2 separate regions of the Mus musculus genome follow, and region 1 is linked to region 2. A link is a loop called in an ENCODE intact Hi-C map of the cell type or tissue named here. Cell type or tissue: left cerebral cortex. All regions are shown on one strand. Each heading gives the region's core, and the rest is flanking DNA. Links, peaks and the distances in the headings are about the cores only.

Region 1 (8,792 bases), core at 3,935-6,434, 170 kb before region 2:
AACTCTTGGCAGTATAGAACACCCAGCTGAAAGCAGACACTTCTGTCTATGTGGTCATATGACAGATCCCCACCCACCATAGTAGAAGACCAAGATAGTGGTTAGTCTTTAGACATAGTACCAGAGTACCTTGCAGAGATGAGTGCAAGACAAGTATAGTACAAAAGAAGACTTTAATGGAACCCTTTTGAGCTTTATTCCAACTCACTGTCTACTTAATCCCCACAACTGACATTAGTTTAATCTTTTGATATTGTAGGGTAGCATTTCTGTCCTATCTATAAACATGAAAACTGTGGCAGTGGAAGTCACTTGTCACCAGTTTGGAGCTATCTTACAGGAAATCTACAGTGTATAGGTTCTGCACACACTACCCATATTATTTCTGTGCATTTTCTTATCTCTTTCTTAGAGTGAAGTTATGAAGGCATTTGTTCTTTCAAAACAGTTATAAGTTGATTTTGTAAATAATACGAAAGTAGTGTGAAGATGTCTTTCTAGCTAAATAGTGTGTACTTAATCTAGTAGATATAGTAGCGTGCCTTTATTTTAGAATAAACTAAGAGCTTAGATAGTATATTTCATTCATATACAAACACAGTATATGGCCAAATATACACCTGAGTCATTCAGGGATCAATAAAGATTTGTTGACTTAAGGACAATATATATTAGGAGGCAGAAAGCTAGACCATGGGGGTTTATTACTTTAGGATTTTTTAAATCAAATTAACACTTTAAATATTTTTTACTTGACTATATTATATCTGTTCACAATGGTTTCTTAGAACAATCTTTATTTTCCTATTTTGTCTGTTAAGTGATGATGTATGTGGCTCTAACAAAACAGCTTTAAGGAATTATTGAAAGGTGCACACCAGTGCATTGAGTTCTAAGCTGGGAATGAAGACTGATGACAGAACCTGTGTACTTTTCACTCCTTTGGATTAATATGTTGCTGGTTTATATGTGCTATTTTAAAGCCAAAATACTCCATTTCCCCCAATCAGCTCTTAATAATTTTCTTACAATTGAGACCTAGTCCCATAGAACACGAACTATGCTTTTCTCTGAATGAAAATAAAAATTAAGCTCTATGACACTAAAATCAAAAACAAACTTTCAAAACAAAGATGCAAAACCAATCAAAGATCTTTTCTTCTTAGGAAAATTATCCTAGTCACTATAATGAATAAGTTCTACATTTGCATGTTACATGTTTGCTTCGCCTTGTCACCTGATGTATTATCTCAGTAAATGTGCTTCTCTTTGTTCCTCTGTATCTATTTTCATTTCAGGAAACAGCAGCCCCCTTAGCTTAACCTACAGTCATTGTGTTGATAAGCCTAAATAAATCATAGTTTGTGTAACAAACCTGTATTATTGTGGTTATTAATAAAGATTCAAAATACATTCAGGATAAGAATGAATATAGTTATAACCATCACATTATCAGTAAACACACAACATTGAAAATTTTTATTTTCCATTTATCTTTTCACCCCGGTAATCAAATGAAGACATTTTTAGTAATTTGTTTTGCAGAGCTGGCTGATTGATTATTGCAAATATAATTTCCCATTCTACTTGTGATCCATTTTCATATTACTTAGAGCATGTGAATGCTGGGCAAGTGCACAATAGTCAGGGTGCAGACATCATTATTTTTACAAAGGAAGAAGGCAGGCTCCCCATTTTTATCATATTCCCTAGAGGTCATATTTGGTAGGTCACATACTCCTTATGTGATCTACCTCATGTGACCAATGCCACCATGCATTTCCACATTGTTTTCTTTTAGCCATTTTCACTAGTAAGAAGATGAACTCAGAAGATTGTCTTCTACTTTTAGGGCTATGACTACAAAACATCACAAATCTGTTGGCTTAGACCAAGAAAATATCTTTCCTCACAATCCTGGAAACTTGAAATCTGCAACACAGCTGCCCTGAGTTATTTCCTTTTGAGGAGGCAGTGAGGAACCTTTTCCAGGCTTTTCTCCTCTGCTTAGAGACAGCCCATTGCTTAATGATTTTAACCCTCCCTCTACACATGTCTGTTCAAATTTTCTCCTTTTTAAGGATGTTGCTCACATTAGATTATGCCTACATTAGTGACCTTCTTTTCACTTGACTCCATTTGTAAAGGCACTTTTTCCAAAGAAAGATGCACCCTAAGGGCCTGGGTTTAGGACTTCCACACTGTAATTACTATATTATAATTTTCCTGCCATGGGGGCAAGGTACAGCATAATGCATAATGGTTGTTTATTCTACTTTGTCTTGTCTCTTTATAACTAAATTTTAGCTCCTCCATGACAGAATTGCCCTAAGGATTTCGATATGGCATCTACAATCAATGCAATTCAAATGCATATGAAGTATTTATGTAGTAGTAGAGACAATATAGTTTTTTAAATCAAATGATTCAAAGACAAATACAAAAAACCCAGGTCTGTAAACCTTGCCTGTGATTTCAGAAACAAAAGTAATCATTATGAATAGATACAGTGGCAATACAGATGTGAGAACACATGACACATTTCGAGCATAATAGGGTATCCAACAAGACTTCACAGATTTGAGAGTATGTTGAGCCAATTGAGGTGAGCACAATGATGAGACTAGCTTTGGGGTGACCTAAGGAACATTTCCCACCAACCTTATAGTTAATGCACCTTGTCTTAGAGACATTCTGTTAGCTTGGCTGCTAGCATCCTCGAAGTGTGCTGCTCCCTAGAAAACCTCAGATGCACTCCTCATATGTAAAAAGGTGTTTCTGGAAGCTGTGAAGATGCACAGGTGGCCAGATACTCCCTTGATGAAGAGAAAAATTTGTGCATGGACTCAGCTTTGTCTGAGTTCTGTGATACTCTCATGGAGCCTCCTAGACAGATTCCTGAACTAACTCTTAGAATTATACAAATGGAACCTTATTTTTCTCTTAAAAATGCCAATTCTCTTCTCTTGTTTCATGTTATTGTTAGTTAAGCTTTCCTGTTAGAAGAAAAGCATTTATTTATTGGATCAGCTGGCACTGATGTGGCTTGCAGATGCTATTGTACGTGGGTACCACTGTCAGTTTTGCTGAAGGGATAATTTACTCTCATAAGGAGAAATCATGAGCTTTTTACATATACTTAAATTTCTGTGACATAATCTGCTTAAATTTTGACAAGATGTTTTAGAGCACAGGGGTGGTTAGCAGCTTGGCTGTTTGACACAATAGTCTTCCTTTGTCAAACAGAGTTGGTTTCATTTATGACTCAAAGTGAAAAGACATGGTCCTAAAGAAAGTTTCCACATTTTCACACTGCTCATGCATATTTGAACTTGATTTTGCTTAGCACCCAAATGAACAACCCATGGGAGGACTTGATTTTAAACCATTAATTGCCACTGAGTTTTAAACCCATCATAGGAGCAGACAGAAAGAACATTATCATGAATCATAAGGATTCGCTGCAAAATGCATCCATGTTGTCACTGAACTGGTTAAGGTCAGTGAGGCAGCACTAAATTGTTGTGACATTTTCCCAGCCCCACTATTACCTGTCAAATTGGAAAAAAAAAATATCAAGGCATCAGACAAGCTTGAGTATTGATGTGCTCACTCTAGTTGTTAATTGAAGTAAATGGATAAGCTCCTCTGTCCGCAACAACAAACACATCTGTTCACTGTTGTTGTTTTGTTTTTAATCTCCTTAACCTTGTGCTTCTTATCAGTCTCTGGGATGTGAAAATGCTCTTTTTTCTATTCACGAATGATGATGTCTCTTGTGTTTGTTCTACACTTTAAAAATATGCTGACAATGTGAAACGTGGAATACTGTGTGAACTTATTTCATGTTTGGCTCATTATGGATTGAGTTATATAAAGTAGGACATGAACAAATTACAAAAGCCAGAACAAGCAGAGTCACTAATAGTCTTATATAACTGCAAACACTCTACATCTGCTTTAATCCATCATCCTCTTGCCTCTCACAAAAAGAAAAATAGCTTCTCTCTCTCTCTCTCTCTCTCTCTCTCTCTCTCTCTCTCTCTCTCTCTCTCTCTCTCTCTCTCCCTCCCTCCCTCCCTCCCTCCCTCCCTCCCTCCCTCTCTCAATATCTTTCTGATTTTTAAGTACAAAAAAGTTTTCCAAATTATAAACTGAAAAGAGGACATTTAATGAGAACGTGGCTTAAAATGAAAACAGGAAATCTCTGCTTTCATTTGAGTGACTCTATTAACTCCTAAAGTGCACTGCAGACAGTGATAGAGCAGAGTAATGCCAAATCATTTGCTTGAGAATGGTGTTTATTGCAATATTTCATTGGCATGAAAATAAAGAATTTATCCCCAATGTTATGCTACATACTAGAATTTTCTTCTATGTTTGTAATGGAAAGACTAACAGCAGTGTAGAAAAAATAAACAAATCAAAATAGCAGCAACTTATTTAATTATGTTCATCTGAGAATTCTGGGTACATCAAGAATATGTTTGTGAGAGTGGGGAGATTAAATATATCGAACGTCAGTGCTTGCTATTTGCTATGGAAGTCACATTAATGAAGAGAGAGGTTTTCTCCTACCTATATTTAGAACTTCTATTGAAGGATAGAAGAGCAACAATCCTGAAATGGTTCCATGCTTGCAAAATATTTGTCCCAAGCATTATGAAGCCTCAGAAAGTACAAAGGCAATTAAGATTCACTAATACAATGTGTGTTAGTTTGCAAAGTAAAATAAAACAACTCAAAGACACTCACAAGAGAGAATGAAGATGAAAGTGGAGAGCTGCCTTCCTGTGTTTTAATGAATTGCATTATTGCAGCATTGTTCTAAATTGCCCAACATTAAAGTCCTGTTGACACTACTGATGAAGAGGGCAGAGACAGCATACTCAGCCTTGTCTATCCTCACCCCTTTTCCCCTTTATGCACTCTGTATTGGCATATTTCCCCCTTCCAGAAGGATCTCCTGAGCTTCCCAAGGCTGTGCCTGGAACTCCAGATTGTGGCCTTTGTAAATAACGTACATAAAGAAGGGCTGTTAAACTCTTGTTGAGTTATTTTTGTTTTGCACTTTGCACCTTCAGTGAATACGGGAACTACTCCCACACCATTTCCTGACAAACCAAATCTTGCTGTGAAGGCTGAAAACGTTAGTCAGTTGCACCCTATTTTTAGGACTTGTAATGAAGAGAAAATGTAGTGTTATAACACCCATCCAAATGCTGGCGCCCCAGTAGACAACTGCAGAGTTTTAAGAGCTAATGTAGACAATTTATACAGAAAGAACTAAATTATGACCAGTTCTGCAAATAAACAGACAACAGATCACTGGGAGTTGTGATGGAAGTTAGTCGTGGTTTGGAAACGCCAAACTTGGTGCTACTAAGAATCACAGATGGCCAAAAATAGCAGTAGCAGATACTTAAGAACTGGACTTGGAAAGATTATAATGTTAGTGTTAAACAGGAGAGTAGAAATAAGGCCAAAAATCTTTGCTATAGCTTTAAAAATTGCATTTCTAAATGCCTAGGACTTTCCAAGTAATAATAATGCCTAACTTTCACTAAGTGGCTACTGGGAACCCAGGTACTGGGTTCACAGTATATATTTGTGAACCCTGAAGAAGATGGTAGTAGTATTAATCTTTTTAAAAAATTGATTAAGTCCAATACAGAGTGATTAACAGGGCCAATGGACCCTGAAGAAGATGGTAGTAGTATTAATCTTTTTAAAAAATTGATTAAGTCCAATACAGAGTGATTAACAGGGCCAATGGATTATATCCCCCGAAGAGAAAACATGGAGAGCAAGATTACATACCCTGAGTGTATTCTGATATACCTATTACCATGGAGACGGCTCTCACAGCTTTCTGTTTTACTCTTCTGAACTTCATATTCCTCCCCATCTAGAGAAAAGTGGGTACAGATGTGAAGCAGTCTATGGGAGGGACCATGTCTCATCTATAGAAGGCCGAAGGTTATTGGGATTGCACAGATGTTGGCCTATGGGGAGTGAGAAGTCAATGATATTTATCTTTTGACACTAAGTCTATCAGTTTCAATCAGTGGCTTTATAAACTTAGCCCCAGATATTCTCAGAGTTCTAGATCTGATAAAAGTCCCCCTCCTTCAATATTTCTCTCCATATATTTGCTTAGAATCTAAGCTCAAGTTTCTGGTTTGCTATACTCCATGAACCATTCCAGGTCCCTGTGAGGCATTGTCATAATGCAATCATGTGTTCAGATATTTATTTCTGACAGGTTATGTCAACTGTTTCTTCCACTGAAACTTTTCCACTGTTATGAGAATGGCATTGGAATTATTCAGGCATCTGAGAAAAATTAAGGAAAATCTGAGTTGGGAATATTTTTTTGGTAGATTGGATTATTTTTAGGCCACTAGTCACAGCTTCTTCTTTGTTACTGTTAGTTGTGTAAGTAATTTGCAGTGATGTCCTGCCCCATCCCTTATCATTTGGATTTATGATTCAATTATGGAGGCTAAATCTCTACGTGATCATGAGTGTGCTACAATGCCAGCACCACAGCACCATAAGCATGAGATGTCTACAGAGGTGAGCATCCATGGGATCAAGCAACTGACTTATGTTTGGGGTGTTGTGATGCTTGGGGGACAAACAAGTTTCAGTCATAACTTGTTATAGGTTATTTGTAGATGGGCATCTTGAAATCTAAACTGTTTAAATTTTTATTTCTTTCTTTCTAGAGCTTTTTCACTGAATTGCATGAACTCAAGCCTTAGAAAACAGATATGCCCAGCTCAGAAGAGGTTGACACATTGTCAACCAGAAAACCAGTGAGCTCTGCAATCATCATCTTAGTGAAAACTCACACTGGCATGGCTGGCATGTTTTATTCTTTCAGGGCAGTAGAGAAAGGAATAAACCAGCTGAGAGACCCATTAAGATGTTCATTAGCAGAAGTTTTCTCTGGTGTCGAGCAGAGGCTCTTAAGTTGCGGCTCTAGTGCCAGAACACTGGATATAGCTGAAGAAACTGGTCAAAATATAAATTCTCAGGCTATATGGCACAGAAACAGAAACTCCAGTTACCCCAGAAATCTACGTTTTCTGAATGCATTCTTGTACAGGATGAGGACACATGCTATCCAACAAGAAAATGGCCTAATGCCTCTTTATTCTAAGGGACTAGATGGGAGTGACACCGGTGAGTATTGCTCCCCAGGAGTGTTTTGTGAGCTCCACCACATATGTTGAGTTGGTTTTGGAGTCCTGCGGGTCCTGAAAAGCATACTGAGCTGGTTCTGGAGTCATGTAGGCACTGTGTCAAGTATTTTCAGCTGATTCCTCTTTCCTCCTTGATATTCATTTCAAAGGCTAGAGTTAATTCGTATATATCTACTGTAATCTATAAGAAAATCCACTCCCAGGACAATATATAAATAATAATAATAATAATAATAATAATAATAATAATAATAATAATAATAAATAAATAGGAAAATATGATGTTAGGATTAGGGAAAAATCACTGCAATACTTAAATAATCAGATTATTCTCCCTAGCAAGTCATTGAAATTAATGATTTTATTGTGTTTTCTTAATACATTTGAAAAATAAAACTACAAAAATCTCCTGTACCACAAGAGTGATGTGTGCTTTGCCCCACCCAGTTCTCAAAGGCCAATACATTTTCTTTATTGTTGGTTTCATATAGAGGATGCCTTTGATGTTTGTAGGGATATGGTTAAAGATAATTACAAGGTACTTTCATAACTTTATGTTGCAAAGTACTTATAAAACTAGTAAACAACAAATTGTATCATGACTAGCTTTTCAATAAGTCATCATTTAGGGTGACCTATAATTTGTAGGACAAGACCATACCTGATTTCATGGTCAAGTTTGCTATTATATCAGCAAACACAGAGCAGGGAAACCCACTTCAGTTTTTTTTTTTTCTGTAATATATATAGAACATTAAAGGTACCTTCTTGCTATCTAGGAGATTTCCTCTTTGTCATAAGCTTTTTCTTATTTAAAACAATAAACCACTCCAGTTCTAAAAACCCCATAATAAAAACATAAAAATCCACCACGAGAGCAACATTGATCACCGATATTCACTGAATTACGTAATTTCAGGAGGGGCAGTTAGCCTTTGCTACAACTACATTATCTGCTAAAGGTCTTAGATGCTTTCAAATCTTTCTATACAAGAAGTTGATCATTTCTTTAATTTTCAAATAACAAGTGTACTATATTTCAAGTATATATTCTCACACTAAGCAAAATTCAACTGTTTCATAATACCAGATGCCACCGAGATTAAAGCAATTCAGTAGCATTTCCACAAGTCCTTCAAGGATAAGAAGGCAGAAGTCACTCCACAGACATTGCAAGGTTTTAGGAGAAATGGGACCATTCATTTCTCCATTATTCCATCTTGATAGATTCTTTACATCTAGACATCTCCTCAGGTGCTCTAGATTACTTGATCTGTTGTGTTTTAACTTCAGTAATCTCTTATGGTCTTTTTTTATTTCTTCATCACCAGTTATAATTGGGAATGGATACCTAAACCTCACAGGGTTCATGCAGCCATGCAGCATGCGAAAGATCCTGACAAGTTTGGCTTTCTGCCTTAGAAGGATCTTTGATCCCATGGATCCCACGGATCTATAATAGCTTCTGTTGTCATCTGAGGCTCCCTTTCTTCTGTTTTCAATGCAGAGCAGAAAGATTTCATTTTATCACTGAGGATCACCTTAATAGTTCAGGCCTGTCTTTCAGTGCATGATTTTGGA
Region 2 (8,792 bases), core at 3,044-5,543:
CCTGAAGCTACATCAATGTCCATTGGTCATGCTGACTCTGGGGCCATATTGTAAGTGACCTGTGCTGCTGCATGAGGCCATGATTGTGTGTCCGGGTCCATGAAACTACTGAGAATCTTATCTGGAGCTGTAGTCTTACTGCAGCAGGGCTCTGTGCTGATGACCATGGCTCTGAGTCCATGCCAATGTCTGTGATTTGTGGTGCAGCTGAAAGCCACAAGGATGAAGTAGGCTGTGCTCCTGCTGAGGGCTATGTTGATATGGATGCCTTACATTAACACCTGAGACTGTGTTGATGTCTATGGTCTAGGCAGGCTCTGAGGGACTTCTTTGTGACCATGGAGCAGAGGTGGGGGGCATGTGCTGTTCCTAGAAATAGTGTGAAGCCCCATGATACATGTTCCTGTGAAGAGCAAAGAAGATATTTTTACTGTGATATCGATGACTGCAGACAGAGTTGAGAAGAAGAGACATGGAAGGTTTTTGTGACAACTCCTATGCTCCACTGCATTCTCCTTTAAAGAGAGAGAGAGAGAGAGAGAGAGAGAGAGAGAGAGAGAGAGAGAGAGAGAGAGCAAAAAGAACAGCCTTCATAGAACTCTTAAATAGGGTGAGAGAGGTGTTGAAGAATAGTTCTCCACAATTAATGGCTTCGAGATGGAAGTGAGTGAGTGAAAGGTCTTAGTTCTATTTTAGGGGCAGACTGCTAATAATTTGACCATGCTCCAGTGAGTATATAGATAACACAAAGTGGACTTTTAAATTATTTTTTTTCACTTATTTTAGGGGAATAGGTCAGTAGTGGGTGGACATGGAAGGACTAGGAAGGCATAGTGATTGGTGTGTTAATGTGAAACTCCCAGAGAATCAATAAAAATGTTAGGTACATGAAAAATTTATAGAAATAAAAAAAACTTTATAGAGAGCATATTATAAAGATACAAGAAAGAAAATGAAGGGGCTTCTTCTAGCCACATCAAGTAGAATTTGAGCATCTCACACATTAAGAGTATTGAAGACTTTAGAATTTTTCAGCCTCCTCTTCCTCAACTCTTGTGGATTTATCAGCTAGGGTTGGGCATATGTACATATGATCCAAATTAAATAAATATAGTATTTTAAATCATGAGGATAAAGAACAATCTATTAGTTCTCACCAATAATATTTAATCACGGATAAAATAACATATAGGTAATAGATAGATAGTAGATTGATTGATAGATTAATAGATAATAGATTGATACAAAAATGATAATTCAAATGTTCAACATTCAGAGACTGGTGCAGTTGGAAAATCAAACTTTTAAATTATCATAGCTGGAAACAATCCAGATGTCTCATGATAGAAGAATGGATACAGAAAATGTGGTTCATTTACAGAATGGAATACTACCCAGCTATAAGTATGAGGACATCCTGACTATTGCAGGGAAATGGATGGAACTAGAGAATATCAGGTAACTCAGACCAAAAAGTGCATGTGTGTTATATAATCACTAATAAATGGATACTAGCCAAAACAATGCTAAATACCCAAGATACAGCCTATAGAACTCAAAAACATCAACAAGCTGAAGGGCCCAAGTGAGGATGCCTCAGTCTCACTTGGAAGGGAAAAGAAAGCAGCCACAAGGAGAGGATGGAGGGGCCTGGGAGTGAAAGGGGATAGGAAACAAAGAGGGTAACATGATCGGGATTGGGTGGGGGGAAAGGACTGAGATCCCTGAGGGACAACAGAAAGAATGAAAACATGAAAGAGACCTGGATGAGATGAGAGACTCTAAGGACTCAAAGAGGGGGACTTTAGATGAAATGCCCTTCATTGGGGAGAGAGAACTTGTAGAGCCCACATCCAGCAGAAAGACAGGGCATCAAGTGAGGAATGGGGTTGCCATCCCACAGTCACATCTCTGACTCATAATTGTTCCTGTCTGAAAGAACTACAGGGATGGGAATGGAGAGGGGCCTGAGAATAAGAAGGTCCAGCGACAGGCCCAAAGTGGGATCCAGCTCAAGGGGAGGTCCTAAGGCCTGACACTATTATTGATGCTATTGAGTGCTCACAAAAAGAGACCTATCATGATTGCCCTCCAAAAAACCCAACAAGCAGCTGAAAGAGTCAGATGCTGATATTTGTACCAATCCAAAGGACAGAACCCTGTGTTTGAATTAGGGGAAAGCTGGAAGAAGCTGAAGAGGAGGACGACCCTGTAGGAGGACAAGCAGTATCAATTAACCTGGACCCTGGAGATATCTCAGATACTGGAACACCAATCAGAAAGCATACCCTAGCTGACATGAGGCCCCCAACAGACATTCAGCAGAGGACTTCCGGGTCGGGGTTTAGTTAGAGAAATTGCACCTAAGCCTCAAAAGACTGGAGGCCCCAGTGAGTTTAGAGGTCTGGTGAGGTGAGGATGGGGTATTGCTGATACCCTTGTGGAGACAGGGGACAGGGAGGAGGTATGGCATGTGGAACTGTTGGAGGTGAGCGGGAGGGGAATAAAATCTGGAGTTTGAAATAATAAATAAATAAATAAATAAATAAATAAATAAATAAATAAATATTCATAGCAAAAATGCATCAACCAAGAACTATTAATAAGTAATTTAGGCTAAATGTTTTGACATTATTTTGAGTTGTTAAACTTTCTAGGATGTATTTTACATGGACAGAGCATAAAGGGACATAAGAGTTTTACCAGCACAGCAGGTTGCTCTTTAACAACTGCATAGTGCAGAAATGCATATTGACTGTCAGCAAAATCAACATCCACAATGAGAGGAGCAGGTAGATAAGGAGCCAGTGGATGAAATGCATCCCTGACTAAACAAGAAAAGCATGCTGTCACTCTGGATTACCTTTGGCATAACCGTGAGACATTGACTAAAACAAAGTGGAAACTGGTCTGTTTGCAAAGGCAGAGACCTCATACATTAACAGAGCTTGTGTAACCTGGCCATGGTGGTCATCACCTGTAATCCCAGTACTCCAGAGGTTGAAACAGGAGTAATACAGGCTTAAAAAAGAGAATGCTCTGAGCTAGATAGTGAATTCTAGACTACTCTGAATTACAGTATAAGGCCCTGTCTCAAAACAACAACAAAGTCAATGTCAAACAACAAAAACTAACAGTAAAAGCTAAGTCTTTAGAATTAAAAAAAAACCTGAGAGATGCAACAACTAAATACAACAATCCTACACTGAATTCTCTAAGGGGAAGGGGAAATATAACAGGACTGAAATGGGACTATAGCAGCACATGATTCAAAAGTATTCCCAAAATTATTTTAGAAGATTATGTAACAGTATTTCTGTCCCTAGGTAATGTGTACTACAGTTCTTTAGAGAAAAGAATGTTGAGTCAAACAATGAAGTTTACAAACAAACACATCCACATGTACACACACACACACACACACACACCACAGCAAGTGAAAAAGCTGTTTGTGATATCTTGGGTAAAAGATACTTGAGTATTCTTCATACTGTCATTATTGTGGAACTACAATGTTGGCATATTTTTATGTAAGTATAAAAATTACTTCTAAGTTGAAATGCTTTTTCTCTGAAGCTCTATTCTAAAATTATAAATGTAAGGAAAGATAGAATGCCATTTTATACTCTTTGAAAATAAATTCTAAATGGGATTGGGGTTCTAACATAGAAATGCCAATAAGCATTTTCAAGGATCATAAAATAATTTCAGTAAAATAGCTACATCTTACCTCTTTGAATATAGACTACCTTCACTGCTTTAGGCTTCAAAATAAAACACTGAAAACTGGTGATGGTAGCTTAAATTAGTTTTTATGTTAAATGATTTTACAGTCAATCTGCCTCATTCTTACATCAGAAGTGCCTTACACAGCACAAAACGGAAAAATTTCTCCCTTCCCTATGATGGTCTCAACAAGTCAATATTTATCTTATGTTTAATAATTTAACTTATGGAGGAAACACTAAGAGTGTCTGAACTGTCAGAAAATAAATCCTGAAGGGTGAAGGACAGGAAAGAGCAGAAAGGAACCCACCTATGAAGTCACAAGGATGTGCTTCAACCCTCATTCAGAAGAAAGATTTTATTCTGAAGAATTCATGTTACTATGGAAACATGAAATGCTAATCCACATGCACAAGACAACAATAAGGGAGTCAAGACTTACAAGAGAAGATTGATGAACACACACACACATGCATGCACATGCACACATGTAGACACACAAACATTCTCATACAAATGAAGCCATGACCACATATGCACACACACACATGTAGGCACATAAATGCACATACACCCACACACTTGCACATACATGTACTCATACCCACATATGCACACACACACATGCATGTGCATACACTTGCATACACATTCACACACATGCATGCATACACACAGAGGCAGCGCAAATGTTTGCACATACACGCTCACATACACAAACACACAAGCAACACAAATGTGTGTGCATGCACACACACACAAATACACAAATACATGCACACAATGTGCACACACACATTCACCCATGCCCTCCCCACACATACACATGCATGCACATGCATGCACATGCATGCACATGCACACACACATAAACATCCACACACTCGCATATACACACACAAGTAACACAAATGTGTGCACACACACGCACATATACACATAAACACATATACCCACACATGCATATGCACACACACACACACACACACACACACACACACACACACACACACACACACATGTATCACATGCCACAGAAAAGAGGAGCAGGAAGAGATCTGTGAGAAGTCTACAAAGTAAGACTTTGGGCCTGAAATGTTCCTGAAGTATAAAGAGCAAACACAAGGAGATTCCCTGGTGTCTGTGGCATTGGTTATACTTGGTAAAGGGCCCCATCCAGCCATTCCTTTGAGTACTGACACAGTCAGATGGCTCTGCTCGAGGTGATGAAAGGGGGTGATTTGCTCCTTAGGGTTGCCAGTCACTCGTGTCGTGTTCTGATGCTGTCTGTCTCTTCTCTCTTAGACATTTGGTGTGCCTGGGCACAAGGCAGAGCCCTTGTCAATCACCCAGTGAGGCCTATGACTTAGGCATTTATTTGGCTTCAGGATTCAACTCTTTTCCTTCCCAAAATATATGTTCTGTGGGGGCAGTGTCTTCTCCATCACACTGCACCGTGTGAGTGAAATGGCAAATCCATTAGGATGGCGGTATTTGTAATTTATTTTTGGGACATCTTTCCTTCTCAGGGCCCACTCCAATCAAGAATAAGTGATACCCAAATCTAGGACAAACAAGCATACTTTCTAATGACTTTGAACCTTAAAACAGCTTAAAAGACAGGCTGTGTGAAAAGAAAGAGAGTAAAGCAAATTGGGTTAATTAATCAGCCAGCACCGCCTGTCTCAATTTTATGAGCATATTTCGCTCACCCAAACTCTGTGCTCTAGGCTTCCAATCACAGTCTCCCAGCAGGCACTACCTTCTCAATTCAGAATTTGTTTTCATTGTTTGTAATAAAAGAAAATTATACTGCAAGGCTAATTACTAACCTGTATGGACTTCTCTCTCTCTCTGTCTCTCTCTGTCTCTGTCTGTCTGTCTGTCTGTCTGTCTGTCTCTCTCTCTCTCTTTCTCTCTCTCTCTCTCTCTCTCTCTCTCTCACACACACACACACACACACACACACACACACACACACACACACACACACACACACACATACACACACACAAATGATGTGGATCCAAACGGATACTCGTTTCATCCTTGTTGAAGGCACATTTATTCCAGACAATATGCGGAGAGTAAATGAATTTGGAGAATTTAGTCCTAAAAGGGGTGTTTACATCAAACATCTAATTTCAAGACTAAGGAACCTATGTGGAAAAGGAGGCAGAAACATTGTCAGATAGAGGTATGGATGACTCCAAGGTATCCATCTTCCAGACATAATAGGACAGAAGCACATGTGAATTCACAGAGACTATGGCAGCATGCAGAAGATCTACAGAGGCCCGAGCCAGATGGGTTTCCTTCACAGAGGGAGAAGTGACATTGAATTCCCACCAATAACCAAGAAGTTATTTGTAATTGATACCCTGGCAAAGACAAAGTCGGTTTTCTTCACAGGGTATATCAACCTTACTTCAAGGCGGCTCCACAGCCTGGGAGTAGCTGGACAACATAAAATAAAATCAGTGGGTTCATTGTGGATACTTTGATTCATTTTGATTTGTTTGACTTTTTTTTTTGTCTTACTTATTTTCATTTGTTTTGGTTTTTATTTGTGGTATTTATATTTTGCAAAAGGAGAGATCATAAATTTTGGTGGGTAGGTAGGGGGAGAAGATCTTGGAGTTATTGGGGAGGAGAAAAACATGATCAAAATATATGAAAAAAAGTTTCTAAATAATAAAGAAAAGGAAAAACTGATAGAATTATGAAGATATATGAGAAAGTTTTATCTATATTTGATTTTTCCCTTGCCCTTTGTTATACTAGCTTCCTCTCACTGCTAAGAAATATATACATGTATACATACAACTTATTATACACACATATGCCCAGATACATATGCACACATACTTACATATGTAAATGTGTGTATATGTCATTCCTAGAACTTGGAGTGACAATTAATAACAGACTGTATGAATTTATACTATAAGTGTGTATCCTATTACATATAATATAGCTCATTATGTGTAATTATGAATTAATATGCAATTATAGAATAGCTAACACAATTCATGGAGTATCTACTGCTCTTGTCCTTACTTGTACAGACTCAAAGGTAGAGATTAAATAGGTAATTTTTTAACTTTTCAAATGTTTGACTACTGATTTGGGGCTGCAAGAAACTTCCTATTTCCACACATTGGCTATGGGTTTATGAGCTACCATTTACATCTGGCATTTGCCTTCTTTTACACTAAAAACTTGGTATTGAAATTCAAATCTAGAGTCTCTCACATTCAAAGCAAGACTCTATCACTAATTTATGACCCCAGATTTGCCATCTTGCTTCTCAGTGATAACAAAGGTCTTGACGAAGTAATTAAAACTTAAGCTGTTGTCACACAGCAATGATTAATTCAAAGTGTGGTTTCTGGAAACTACAGTTTTGAGAAGAAGCAACCATCAAGCATAACCAAAATCTGGAAACAAATTAAGGGAATGAGAAAAACGCAGCACAATGGGAAAGGTCAGCAAAGAAGAATCATGAATCTGCAACAGACATCTTTATGATCTGGCTCTGGGTTTTCTCTCCACCATTTCTGAAATTGTCATTTAAGATGACTTCCACATCCCAGTGGAACCTGCTATCCCAGTCTTATGGTTCCTTGTATCTTAATGCCCAGTGAGAGCTTGCCCTCCTTGAACCTCTCAACTGTTTGCTCTCAACCTGGGACATAACCATTTTTTTAAAGATTTTTTTATTAGATATTTACTTTATTTACCTTTCAAATGTTGTCCCCTTTCTTGGCTTCCCTTCTGAAAACCCCCTGTCCCCTCCACCCTCCCTCTGCTCACTAACCCACCCACACCTGCTTCCTGGCCCTGGCATTCCCCTCCACTGGGACATAGGGCCTTCACAGGACCAAGGGCTTCTCTTCCCATGGATGACCAACTAGACCATCCTCTGTTATATATGCTGCTGGAGCCATGAGTCCCACCATGGCTTTGGTTGGTGATTTATTCTCTGAGAGCTCTAGGGGTACTGGTATTTCATATTGTTGTTCCTTCTATGGTGTTGCACACCCCTTCAGCGCCTTGGATCCTTTCTCTAGCTCCTTCATTGGGGGCCCTGTGCTCACCCAGACATTTTCTGGATGCCAACAAGTGCTGATTGACAGAAGCCTATTAAAGCTGTCTCCAGAGAGGCTCCACCAGTGCCTGGCAAATACAGAGGTGGATCCTCACAGCCTACCATTGGACATTACCATTCTTAGTAATGCCACCCCTAATTCATGCAGTGCTTTCTCAGTTCCCCAGAAACCATCTTCAGCCCACTGCCCTCCTCTGCATTCTCTTTGTATGAGGACAAGTAACTACCTTGTCACAGGCACCTCTCAAACACTTCTTCTTTCATTGCTCCTTCAACTCAAATAGCTATCTGGCCTTCATCTAATCTTAAATTACTTGTGCATTTGGGCACAGTGACTGACCACAATGAGAACCATGCTTGGTCATTATTCATTCTCTCTTTTTGATCAATGAATACATCTTTACAGCTGCTCTATAATCATTCCCACTCACATGAGCCTTCCTTCCCACTTCTCTGCAAATATCCCTTGCTACTGAATCATTGTTCACTGCACAAATGCCTCCAACTTCAGAAATCAAAGCCATGCTAGAACATAATCTACCATGCTACATAGGACTTTTTCATATGCTTCCACTCTAAGAACTCTGAAAGTCATAGTTTTGTATGGTTAGACTCAGCTGTCTTCACATCCTCTCCTCCCTCTTTCTTCTACATTTTCTCCCCTTTGCTCCCCTGGAGCTGTTATTGGGATCAGAAAAACAGGTTGTTTTGTTTTCAAATCATCTCTTATGTCTCGCTTGATTTATGACATTATGTGCCATTTATTACTCTTCTGCTTTCATTGATTCATTCAGTCATCTTCTTGAAAATGACTTTCCTCTAGTCCATCTTTCATCCAATGGTCTCTCCTTCTTAATCACTTCTTTGTCTTCTTCCTCTTTTCCTTTTTGAATTTTGAAGTCCTCAGTGCTTGTTTCTAGACAACATTTTTCATGATTTGTATGCTGATGTCATC

Evidence for each region. Hi-C counts contacts between places; a loop is a spot of excess contacts. Peaks named below come from ENCODE experiments on the same cell type or tissue, not always from the same donor. Only the 100,000 strongest peaks of a DNase experiment are listed, where the experiment ranks them.
Region 1: a loop joins it to region 2, with 2.8 times the contacts of the local background. A loop is called at or near these places in 3 of 42 quality-filtered maps.

Annotation. Positions count from the first base shown.
Region 1 is chr4:7,592,641-7,601,432 of GRCm38, reverse strand. All of the region lies in intron 3 of Gm33752 (a long non-coding RNA gene), which reads left to right. Among named protein-coding and RNA genes, the nearest start is that of 8430436N08Rik, 36 kb to the right of the region's middle. In left cerebral cortex, for the core only: no CTCF peak of the experiment used is centred there; a DNase peak (open chromatin) is centred at 5,183; H3K27ac peaks cover 1,808 bases.
Region 2 is chr4:7,419,606-7,428,397 of GRCm38, reverse strand. No RefSeq gene overlaps it. Among named protein-coding and RNA genes, the nearest start is that of 8430436N08Rik, 140 kb to the left of the region's middle. In left cerebral cortex, for the core only: no CTCF peak of the experiment used is centred there; DNase peaks (open chromatin) are centred at 3,991 and 4,996; H3K27ac peaks cover 404 bases.